2 separate regions of the Homo sapiens genome follow, and region 2 is linked to region 1. A link is a loop called in an ENCODE intact Hi-C map of the cell type or tissue named here. Cell type or tissue: left ventricle myocardium inferior. All regions are shown on one strand. Links, peaks and the distances in the headings refer to the core of each region. The heading gives the core; the rest is flanking DNA.

Region 1 (5,385 bases), core at 193-5,192:
TAATGGAACATATCTCAAAATAAGAGCTGTTTATGACAAATCCACGCCAATATCATACTAAACGGGCAAAAGCTGGAAGCATTCCCTTGGAAAACAGGCACAAGACAAGGATGCCCTCTCTCACCACTCCTATTCAACATAGTATTGGCAGTTCTGGCCAGAGCAATCATGCAAAAGAAAGAAATAAAAGGTATTCAAGCAGGAAGAGAGGAAGTCAAATTGTCTCTGTTTGCAGATGACATGATTGTATATTTAGAAAACCCCATCATCTCAGTCCAAAATCTCCTTAAGCTGATAAGAAACTTCAGCAAAGTCTCAGGATACAAAATCAAAGTGCAAAAATCACAAGCATTCCTACACAACAATAATCGACAAACAGAGAGCCAAATCATGAGTGAACACACATTCACAATTGCCACAGAGAGAATAAAATACCTAGGAATACCAATTTACAAGGGATGTGAAGGACCTCTTCAAGGAGAACTACAAACCACTGCTCAACAAAATAAGAGACAACACAAACAAATGGAAGAACATTCCATACTCATGGATAGGAAGAATCAATATCATGAAAATGGACATACTGCCCAAAGTAATTTATAGATTCAATACTATCCCCATCAAGCTACCATTGACTTTCTTCACAGAATTAGAAAAAGCTACTTTAAATTTCATATGGAACCAAAAAAGAGCCCACATAGACAAGACAATCATAAGCAAAAAGAGCAAAGCTGGAGGCATCACACTATTTGACTTCAAACTGTACTACAAGGCTACAGTAACCAAAACAGCATAGTACTGGTACCAAAACAGATATATAGACCAATGGAACAGAATAGAGACCTCAGAAATAACACCACATATCTACAACCCATCTGATCTTTGACAAACCTGACAAAAACAAGAAATGGGGAAAGGATTCCCTTAATAAATGGTGCTGGGAAAACTGGCTAGCCATATGCAGAAAGCTGAAACTGGATCCCTTCCTTACACTTTATACAAAAATTAATGCAAGATGGATTAAAGACTTAAATGTAAAACCCCAAACCATAAAAACTCTAGAAGAAAACCTAGGCAATAGCTTTCAGGATATAGGCATGGGCAAAGGCCTCATGACTAAAACACCAAAAGCAATGGCAACAAAAGCCAAAAGTGACAAATGGAATCTAGTTAAACTAAAGAGCTTCTGCACAGCAAAAGAAACTATCATCAGAGTGAACAAGCATCCTACAGAATGGGAGAAAATTTTTGCAATCTGTCCATCTGACAAAGGGCCAATATCCAGAATCTACAAAGAACATAAACAAATTTACAAGAAAAAAACAAACAACCCCACCAAAAAGTGGGTGAAGGATATGAACAGACATTTGTCAAAAGAAGACATTTATGCAGCCAACAAACATATGAAAAAAAGCTCATCATCAGTGGCCCTTAGAGAAATGCAAATCAAAACCACAATGAGATACCATCTCAAGCCAGTTAGAATGGCGATCATTAAAAAGGCAGGAAGCAACAGATACTGGAGACGATGCAGAGAAATAGGAACGCTTTTACATTGTTGATGGGACTGTAAATTAGTTCAACCATTGTGGAAGACAATGTGGTGATTCCTCAGGGATCTAGAACTAGAAATACCATTTGACCCAGCAATCCGATTACTGGGTATATACCCAAAGGATTATAAATCATTCTACTATAAAGACACATGCACATGTATGTTTATTGTGGCACTGTTCACAATAGCAAAGACTTAGGACCAACCCAAATGCCCATCAATGATAGACTGGATAAAGAAGATGTGGCACATATATACCATGGAATACTATGCAGCCATAAAAAAGGATGAGTTCATGTCCTTCCCAGGGACATGGATGAAGCTGGAAACCATCTTCCTCAGCAAACTAACACAAGAACAGAAAACCAAACATCGCATGTTCTCACTCATAAGTGGGAGTTGAACAATGAGAACACATGGACACAGGGAGGGGAACATCACACACTGGGGCCTGTTGGGGGCGGGGGGTTAGGAGAGGGATAGCATTAGGAGAAATACCTAATGTAGATGATGGGTTGATGGGTGCAGCAAACCACCACGGCACATGTATACCTATGTAACAAACCTGCACGTTCTGCACATGTATCCCAGAACTTAAAAAAAAAAAAAAAGAGTCAGGAGAGGCATCCCGTTAGTGGATCTGCTAATTGCACCTCAATCAGCACTGGATTCACAGAAATGTTCCCCCTCTTGCTCCCAGAAGCAACCTTCCAGACTGCTTTTAATGCGTTCTCTCAAGGTTCAAAGAAGCCCTACACTTCAAAGAAGGCCTCATTTCTGTTAACTTATTGCCACCTACTGGCCTACGTTAAATTTTATCAAGAAACGAGAGCCTGGATTTTAATGACCAGTTGACATCATGGATTTGTAGTTTTCCAGGGAGGCTTAGCAGGGCTGTCACAAGGGGCCTCATTAATTCTCCACAGTAAGCCCCAGACGGCTGAATATTTAGCTTGTTCTTACAGGCTTTTCAAAGGGAATTCCACGCTTACCTCCCCTAGCTCATTCCTACAACTTAGCATCTCTCACTGGGCAGAAGTCCTATCCCAGAGCTAATCCCAGTTCCTCCTGCTGCAGTTAAAGCACCCTTGTTTGATTATCATCCATGGAGCTGTATACACTTAGTGGCCATCATCTGACCTCTGTATTTTCTACCTCAGAAGCCTCCACTGGGAGGGGTAGGTGAAAATCCACTTAAGGCAGAGGACACAGATGCGTTCCAAGAGGCTTGGGCTTCCCCCATGTGAGGGCCAAAGCAAGCGCAGAGCAAACTTAAAGCAGCCTCGGGAGTGACAGGAGGACAAGCCTGTTGGAAAGGAATACGCTGGCCGGCGACTCGGAGGGCACACCTCTCAGCACATTAGAGGCATTGTGATGCGTGGGAAGGAGGAGGCTTTGGAGTCTTATAGATCTGATTCTCCTCTGCAAAATAGAGACAATAATCTTAATCTTAATAAAGAGTTGGGAAAATGAAATGAGCTGGCTTTACAAAGTGCCTGGTATGAAACAGATCCCACTCAACAGACGTTATCATCCGCTCCTCTCCCCACTCCCAGGACTGTCATTAAGAAAACTCAATTCAGGCCAGGCATGGTGGCTAACGCTTGTAGTCCCAGCACTTTGGGAAGCCATGGTGGGCAGATCACCTGAGATCAGAAGTTCAAGATCAGCCTGGTCAACATGGTGAAACCCTGTCTCTACTAAAAATTTTTTAAAAAATTAAATTAGCTGAGTGCGAAGGCACACGCCTGTAATCTCAGCTACTTGGGAGGCTGAGGCACGAGAATCACTTGAACCCGGGAGGCAGAGGTTGAAGAATATAAAAATAGACACTTTAACCAATTTAAATTGTACAGTTCAATGGCTTTAATGAAATTCATGATGATTTAGAAACCTCATTACTACCTATTTCCAAAACATTTTCTTCACTCCAACAGAAACTCTGTAACCATTAAGCAATACTTCCCCAGTCTGACTTCCCCCAGTCCCTGGTTATTTCTAATCAACTTTCTGGATCTATGAATTTGCCTATTCCTCTACCTATAAGCGGACTTATTACAGTATTTGTCTTTTTATGTCTGGCTATTTTCACTTAGCATACTGTTCTCAAGGTCATTCCTGCTGTTGTATGAATCAGAACTTCACTCCTGTTTGTGATGAAATAATATTGTATGTATATAGGACATTCTGTGTACCCATTTGTCTGTTAATGGACACTTGAGTTCTTTCAATCTTACATCTGTTGTGAATAATGGTGCCATGAACATTGGCTCACAAGTATCTGTTCAAATCCCTGTTTTCAATTCTTTTGGTTATATAGCCAGGTGTGAATTTCTGGATCCTATGGCACTTGTGATTTTCTTTTTCAGGAACCACAGATCTGTTTTCCAAATTGATATGCCAATTTATATTCACCAGCAATTTGTAAGAGTTCCAATTTTCCCACATTCTGTTAAATATTTGTGATTTTCCACTAAAAATAATTATAGACTTCCTTTTTTTATTACACTTTAAGTTTTAGGGTACATGTGCACAACGTGCAGGTTAGTTACATATGCATACATGTGCCATGTTGGTGTGCTGCACCCATTAACTCGTCATTTAACATTGGGTATATCTCCAAATGCTATCCCTCCCCCCTCCCCCCACCCCACAACAGGTCCCGGTGTGTGATGTTCCCCTTCCTGTGTCCATGTGTTCTCATTGTTCAATTCCCACCTATGAGTGAGAACATGCGGTGTTTGGTTTTTTGTCCTTGTGATAGTTTGCTGAGAATGATGGTTTCCAGCTTCATCCATGTCCCTACAAAGGACATGAACTCATCCTTTTTTATGGCTGCATAGTATTCCATGGTGTAGATGTGCCACATTTTCTTAATCCAGTCTATCATTGTTGGACATTTAGGTTGGTTCCAAGTCTTTGCTATTATGAATAGTGCCACAATAAACATACATATGCATGTGTCTTTATAGCAGCATGATTTATAATCCTTTGGGTATATACCCAGTAATGGGATGGCTGCGTCAAATGGTATTTCTAGTTCTAGATCCCTGAGGAATCACCACACTGACTTACACAATGGTTGAAATAGTTTACAGTCCCACCAACAGTGTAAAAGTGTTCCTAGTTCTCCACATCCTTTCCAGCACCTGTTGTTTCCTGACTTTTTAATGATTGCCATTCTAACTGGTGTGAGATGGTATCTCATTGCGGTTTTGATTTGCATTTCTCTGATGGCCAGTGATGAGCATTTTTTCGTGTGTCTTTTGGCTGCATAAATGTCTTCTTTTGAGAAGTGTCTGTTCATATCCTTTGCCCACTTTTTGATGGGGTTGTTTGTTTTTTTCTTGTAAATTTGTTTGAGTTCTTTGTAGATTCTGGATATTAGCCCTTTGTCAGATGAGTAGATTGCAAAAATTTTCTCCCATTCTCTAGGTGGCCTATTCACTCTGATGGTAGTTTCTTTTGCTGTGCAGAAGCTCTTTAGTTTAATTAGATCCCATTTGTCAATTTTGGCTTTTGTTGCCATTGCTTTTCGTGTTTTAGACATGAAGTCCTTGCCCATGCCTATGTCCTGAATGGTATTGCCTAGGTTTTCTTCTGGGGTTTTTATGGTTTCAGGTCTAACATTTAAGTCTTTAATCCACCTTGAATTAATTTTTGTATCAGGTGTAAGGAAGGGATCCAGTTTCAGCTTTCTACATATGGCTAGCCAGTTTTCCCAGCACCATTTATTAAATAGGGAATCCTTTCCCCATTTCTTGTTTTTGTCAGGTTTGTCAAAGATCAGATGGTTGTAGATGTATGGTATTATTTCTGAGGGCTCTATT
Region 2 (5,385 bases), core at 102-5,101, 240 kb before region 1:
TTTTTTTTTTTCTTTCCCTGGAGAGGTTTGAGCATTAGACTTCTGGTTTTGGTTAACTCAGGAAGTCCTAGCCGTCTCTCCCGCAACATGCAGAGGCCCATTTTACATTCCAGGGCTCCTCAGCTGTCCTTAGGGGCAGTAATATGCTAGGGGTTCATAGTAGAGCAGGGTCATCATGGTAGCTACTGTCCTGGGACAGCCCTTATCAATTCAGGCAATTTTGGAGGTGGACTAAGACTTTTCTTTGGGTCCAAGGAATGAGCAGGCAGTTCTGATTCCTCAGGGATTATGGGGTCACTATCTACCCTAGCGACTTCCCCAGACTTGGCAGCAGATGGTCTGTAAGCCTTCACCTTGAGAATTCCCAAGAGACAGTCCCTCAAGGGACAGTCTTTGGCTCCTAGTCTTGTGCTGCATCCTTAAGGGGCTGGGAATAACCAGACCTAAGATTCAGGGGGTCACATTAATGAGCCTGGAATAGAGCCTAAGGGTAGTCAGGGGTGGGAGGAAATGTTACACTCTCTGTAGCAACATCTGTCCTATAATGCTATGGAATAATAGCAATGTCTTGTCCAGGAATCCTGAAATATTACTAGGGGAGATAATTCCATCTCAGACCTGAGCTATATGCTTTCTGCCATATAAGCATTATGGTTAACATTGAGCTTCCTGGAAGCTAGGGCACAAAGGGAACCACAATAGATATCAGCATTTAACTTCATGAAATTCTTGAAGTCCCATAAGATGTTAATAAGAGTGTCTGGAATAAGCAGTTCATTAGTCAAATAAACCTAGGAAATACTGCATATACTACACTCCATTCTGTTTGAGGAGTCCTAATGGCATTAAATAATGAAGGCTCTGACGCATCTTGCAGCAAAATTTATTTTTTACTCAGTTTCCCAAGTTTAATTGATCATGGAGCCCCTTTCCCATGGAAAATTTATTGACGTCTAGCAATAAATCAGCATTTTGAATAGTTCATTTTGGAAAATGCTTATTTATATGTTTTCCTTGTCAGACAAAAACATTTTCTTTCCTGATTTTAAATTCTAAGGAAGGGCTAAGTATACCTCGGTTTCCCTGCCAGTTTATTCCTGTTTGACTATTTGAACCTCCCTCTATCCCTGTAATTTTTTGTCCATACCCATGTCCTCAGGAGTTTCTATAGATTTAGGAAACCAGGGTAAGTTTCCTTGGTGGAAACCCAACTATGGTGATCTAACAAGTTTAGTGAGGTGAAGTCAAAATAAAGCTTTGGAGGTGAGGGTAATTGTGAAGCCCATTAGGGGTTGGCCCAGGAAATCTGGTGAGAAGGTATTACAATGTACAGCAGTCTCTTGAGAGTCTTACCCCAATATGAGGTGGTTTCTATACTTGGAGACAGCTGTGGTTTTAGCCTGTGGACTCTGGCGACCCCTTTCCACATTTCCCTGTTCACTGCTTTGGGGAAGATGGCCTTGAGGGGCAGAAAGGAGGATTATACCAAGATATGCAATAGTTGGAGACCTATTGGTCATTCTGGACGTGGCTTCAGCCTCTGCACTTTTAGGGATGAAAAACTGGGGGTCTTGGAACAGGCCAACAGAACAGCAGGTCTTTTCTTGTTTCCTCTGGGCACACAGAGTCCCCATCCCATAGCATCAATAACTGCCTGAAGCATGACTTGTCTCCCTGACTGGATTGGAGCTCCTCAAGGATGGGGGCAGCTTCTTATATTTCTCATGCCCCTTCCCCACCACACGAGGTGCTCATGCTGGGTGCTCATGAGCACATACCCAGCCAGCATGAGCACCTAGCGTGGTGGGGAAGGGACATCAGAAAGTGCCTGATCACTAACATTTATGCGTAGCTCAGGTTTTCTAAAAAGTTCCATAGACATAATCTCATTTGGGATTCACAGCAACACTGTGAAACATGTCAGAGATTATCACCCCATTTTATAGCCAAGGAAACAAAGTCTCAGAGAGGTGAAGTGATGCATCCAACTTCACACTGTTGGTAAGTAGCTGGTGGTCTATACGCTACATCACATCTGCTGCCTTTGGAAGGATTCACCCTGAGGTTCAATATAAGAGGATTCTTAGTCTAGGTAGGGGGCGGGGAGCTGTGTCTGGTCTTAGCATCCTGCGATTCTCTCCTCAGTGGAGACTGCCTCTTTTGACCAGCAGAGGGAAGCATGGAAACACAGAGCCTTCCAAAGCCTAGGACTGTTTAGGTTCACCCTCACAGTATGTGATTAGAGCCTCAGCAGAGTTCTAGGCAAAGAATACTGACTGCCATTTGCTGCACACCCACTCTGTGCCCAATTACTATAATACATATTATTTATAACTCCTAAAGCAGCTCTCCATGGCAGGGATGGCCATCTCTATTTTCCAGATGGGGAAACTGGCTCAGAGATTTAGTCATTTACGTGAAGCCATTGAGTTGGTAACTGGTTTGCCTGGGATTTGAACCAGGTCTGCTAGTTCCAACTCTCTTAGCAGGCCCAGGACAAACGTCTGTTGAAGGAAGTCAGGGAAGGGTCTTCTTCCCTCCCAGCCATCCTACTTCTCCAAGTTCATACCACACAGTGCTGAGTGCAGCTCCTTAGCTCAAGGAAGAGGTCATGCTGCAGTCCGCCTCCTACCTCCCAATTCTGTCACTGCTCAGCGTCTCATACCTTCCTTTCCTTTTTTTCTGCACCTCCCTCTACTTCTTTTCCATCCAAAGCTGGGACAGGCAGCAGGCGCATGGGGCCAGAGGCTGGAACACTGGACTGGGCTGAATCTGGATCTCTGGTCTCTGACCTTGTTGATTATCCTGGTCTTGCTGCTGTTCCCTCTGCTCCCCCAAACCCCTGCATCCAGGTACTCCTCCATGGCCACTGCCCTAATATAAGCCTCCATCATCTCTTGCCAGCCTTTCTCACTGATGTTCCACCCTCTGGTCCACCTGCATAAATTAATATCCCCATAATAATCATATTAATGAGGATCTAACTCCTCACATCGCTCCTCACATAGCAGCCAGAGTGGACATTACTGCCAATGCCTTAATTCCCTTAAAGCCTTCTGATGCTCCCCATGGCCTGTAGGGTAAAGCCCCAACCCTGCTCCATCCCTGCAAGGCCAGGGATGACCTGGGCTGGCCTGCCCCTCCAGCCTCCTCCCTCAGCCTGCCCCATCCTCATGCTCACTACCCCAGGTTTATCCAACAACTGGCCAGCTGTACTCCGCCTCAATGGCCTTGTCTACCTAAACTATGTTCCCTGCTAGGGAGTGCTCATTTATCTTTCCAGACTCATTTCTATGGCCCCTCTTCTAGAAAGGCTTTCATGACTTTCCTTTCCACCCTGGTTGGAACAAATTTCTTCTCCACTCCCCTCACCTTGGTCCCAGCAGCAAAAAATGCGTAACTGCCTTGATTTGTTCTGTGTCTTTCTTTTCCACTCATCTGTGAGCTACTGGAGGGCAGGGATCATGTTCGAGATAACTGTGTGTTCCCAGCCCTTGTGCTGGGCTGGCACACAGTAGTAGCTTAGTGGGTGAACTTGACCTCAGATGGCTTTACTGCTCAGGCCCATGGCTTTGGGTTCCTGCTGCTTCAATCTCCTCCTGGGTGATGGGAAAACATTGCAAAGATGCATGAAGAAAGAACTAGCCTCAGTGTCCCTGCTGGTCAGGGTTTTCCTTCCTCCAGAACCCAACACACAGTTAGGGCACACCTCCTCCCACCCTCCTCACCCTGCCATAGCCTGAGGGAGATCCTGTCTTTGAATTCTGCCTTGGTATAAGCTTTGAGGTCTATTCCCTCCTGCCTCCTTCCTCAACCACTTTCCTTTCCAAAAGTCTGCCCACAAGTCTTTATAAAATCTCTGTGTAGCTCCTGGCCTCTTGTATTACTCATCATCTTTTCTGTCATTTATCGGAAGAGAGGGAGAGGGACAAGATGAGGTTGGAGATAGAAGAAGGTGAGTAATACATTTATGTTCCAGGGCTTCCATCTTTTCAGTGAAGTGGAGAGCACTGATTAAGCAAAAGTAATTCCTCCTCTTCTGCACTTGCTGCTGGAAACAGTTGGGAACCTCAATATCTTCCTGAGGGAGGGTCCTAGAGGCAGCTGGCTAGAATAGTCAAGCCCCAGGCTTTTTCTGGGGGTCTTATTTTGGCAGAATCTAATTCACATTTTCTGCCCTTGTTGTGTCCTCTCCCACTGTCAGACACGTTTGTACTATGTATGGTTTGATTGTTTTATTATTAGGCACTAACCATGTTGTAGAGGAACCCATTTCGCAATCCATCTGTGCTGATTTTAACTGCCTGGCTTCGTTTGGGAGTTTTGATCACTGAAGAAACCATTACCCACTTCTGGGTGTGTCTGGCAGAGCTGTAGTCGGTCCCAATGCCAATTCCAGACACTCATTCCCAAGTCTGCAAATTGTTGTATCCTTTCTTGTAGTGACGCTCCCTCGAGCATCACAGATTTTACACATTTGTTAGATTTAAAGCAAGCATGTGCACCCTGTGGAAACAGAAACTCTGAAGAGTTCCAGTTGTCCTGTGTTACTCCATTGCTCACACAGTCAAATGCCTGGGGCATAGAGTAGTGAGTTCACTATGTACTGGGAGTGTCAGGCAGGCAAAACGCCATTGCTGTCCTGGGTTCCCCAGAGACTTCCAGCCTCTTGGATCACTCTGCCCTTTGGCACTCAAATAGAATCATCTGGGATCTAGTTCCACACATGGTGGGAAAACTAGCACAACCCTCACAATCAATATTTTCAGAGATTCTCAGAGGCTTATGTTTCTCCTGGTGATCTTTTGGTTTTTGTAGTGCTTTTAAACATGTCTGCAAATTCTTTGATACCCTTTCTATCAAGAGGTGGAGTTTAATTCTCCTCCCCTTGAATCTGGGCTGGATCTCATAATTTGCTTCTAATAAGCAGAAGGAAGAGGAAGTGATGCTGCTTGATTCTTGAGGTTAGGTCGTCAAAAAAGACGATTGAACATCTATTAGGCTCTCTCTCTTTGGATGCTTGCTTTGGAACCCAGCTGCCATGCCGTAAGGAAGCCCAGGCCACATGGGGAAGGCTTGTGTAGGTGTTCTGGCCAATGGCTGCAGCTGAGATCACAGGTAACATGTGAGTTACATGTAAGCGAGGGAACCTGTGGGAGGACTCCATCGCAGTCACCATCTAACTGCAACCTCTCTGCATCCTGGGAGTCTTTTCCTCTTCTTTTGCTGGTTGGTTCCATACACATCATTTCCCACTTTTTTGCTCTGGCAAAGCATCGCCAATGCAAGGTGAGTGTCTACAGTGGGTGATTTTGAAGATGTGGGGCCGGGGGTGGGGGGGTGGTGATTGCAGCAAAGGCCAGAACAAATGAGAATTTAAATTTG

What was found. Peaks named below come from ENCODE experiments on the same cell type or tissue, not always from the same donor. Only the 100,000 strongest peaks of a DNase experiment are listed, where the experiment ranks them.
Region 2: it touches region 1 in a loop (4-fold over the local background); 45 of 110 quality-filtered maps call a loop at or near these places.

The regions. Positions count from the first base shown.
Region 1 is chr1:46,988,888-46,994,272 of GRCh38, forward strand. It overlaps a transcript of CYP4X1 not described here. Among named protein-coding and RNA genes, the nearest start is that of CYP4X1, 32 kb to the right of the region's middle. In left ventricle myocardium inferior, for the core only: a CTCF peak has its summit at 2,373 (motif pointing left); no DNase peak of the experiment used is centred there.
Region 2 is chr1:46,745,717-46,751,101 of GRCh38, forward strand. No RefSeq gene overlaps it. Among named protein-coding and RNA genes, the nearest start is that of EFCAB14, 29 kb to the left of the region's middle. In left ventricle myocardium inferior, for the core only: a CTCF peak has its summit at 2,160 (motif pointing right); a DNase peak (open chromatin) is centred at 4,635; H3K27ac peaks cover 2,030 bases; H3K27me3 peaks cover 1,987 bases.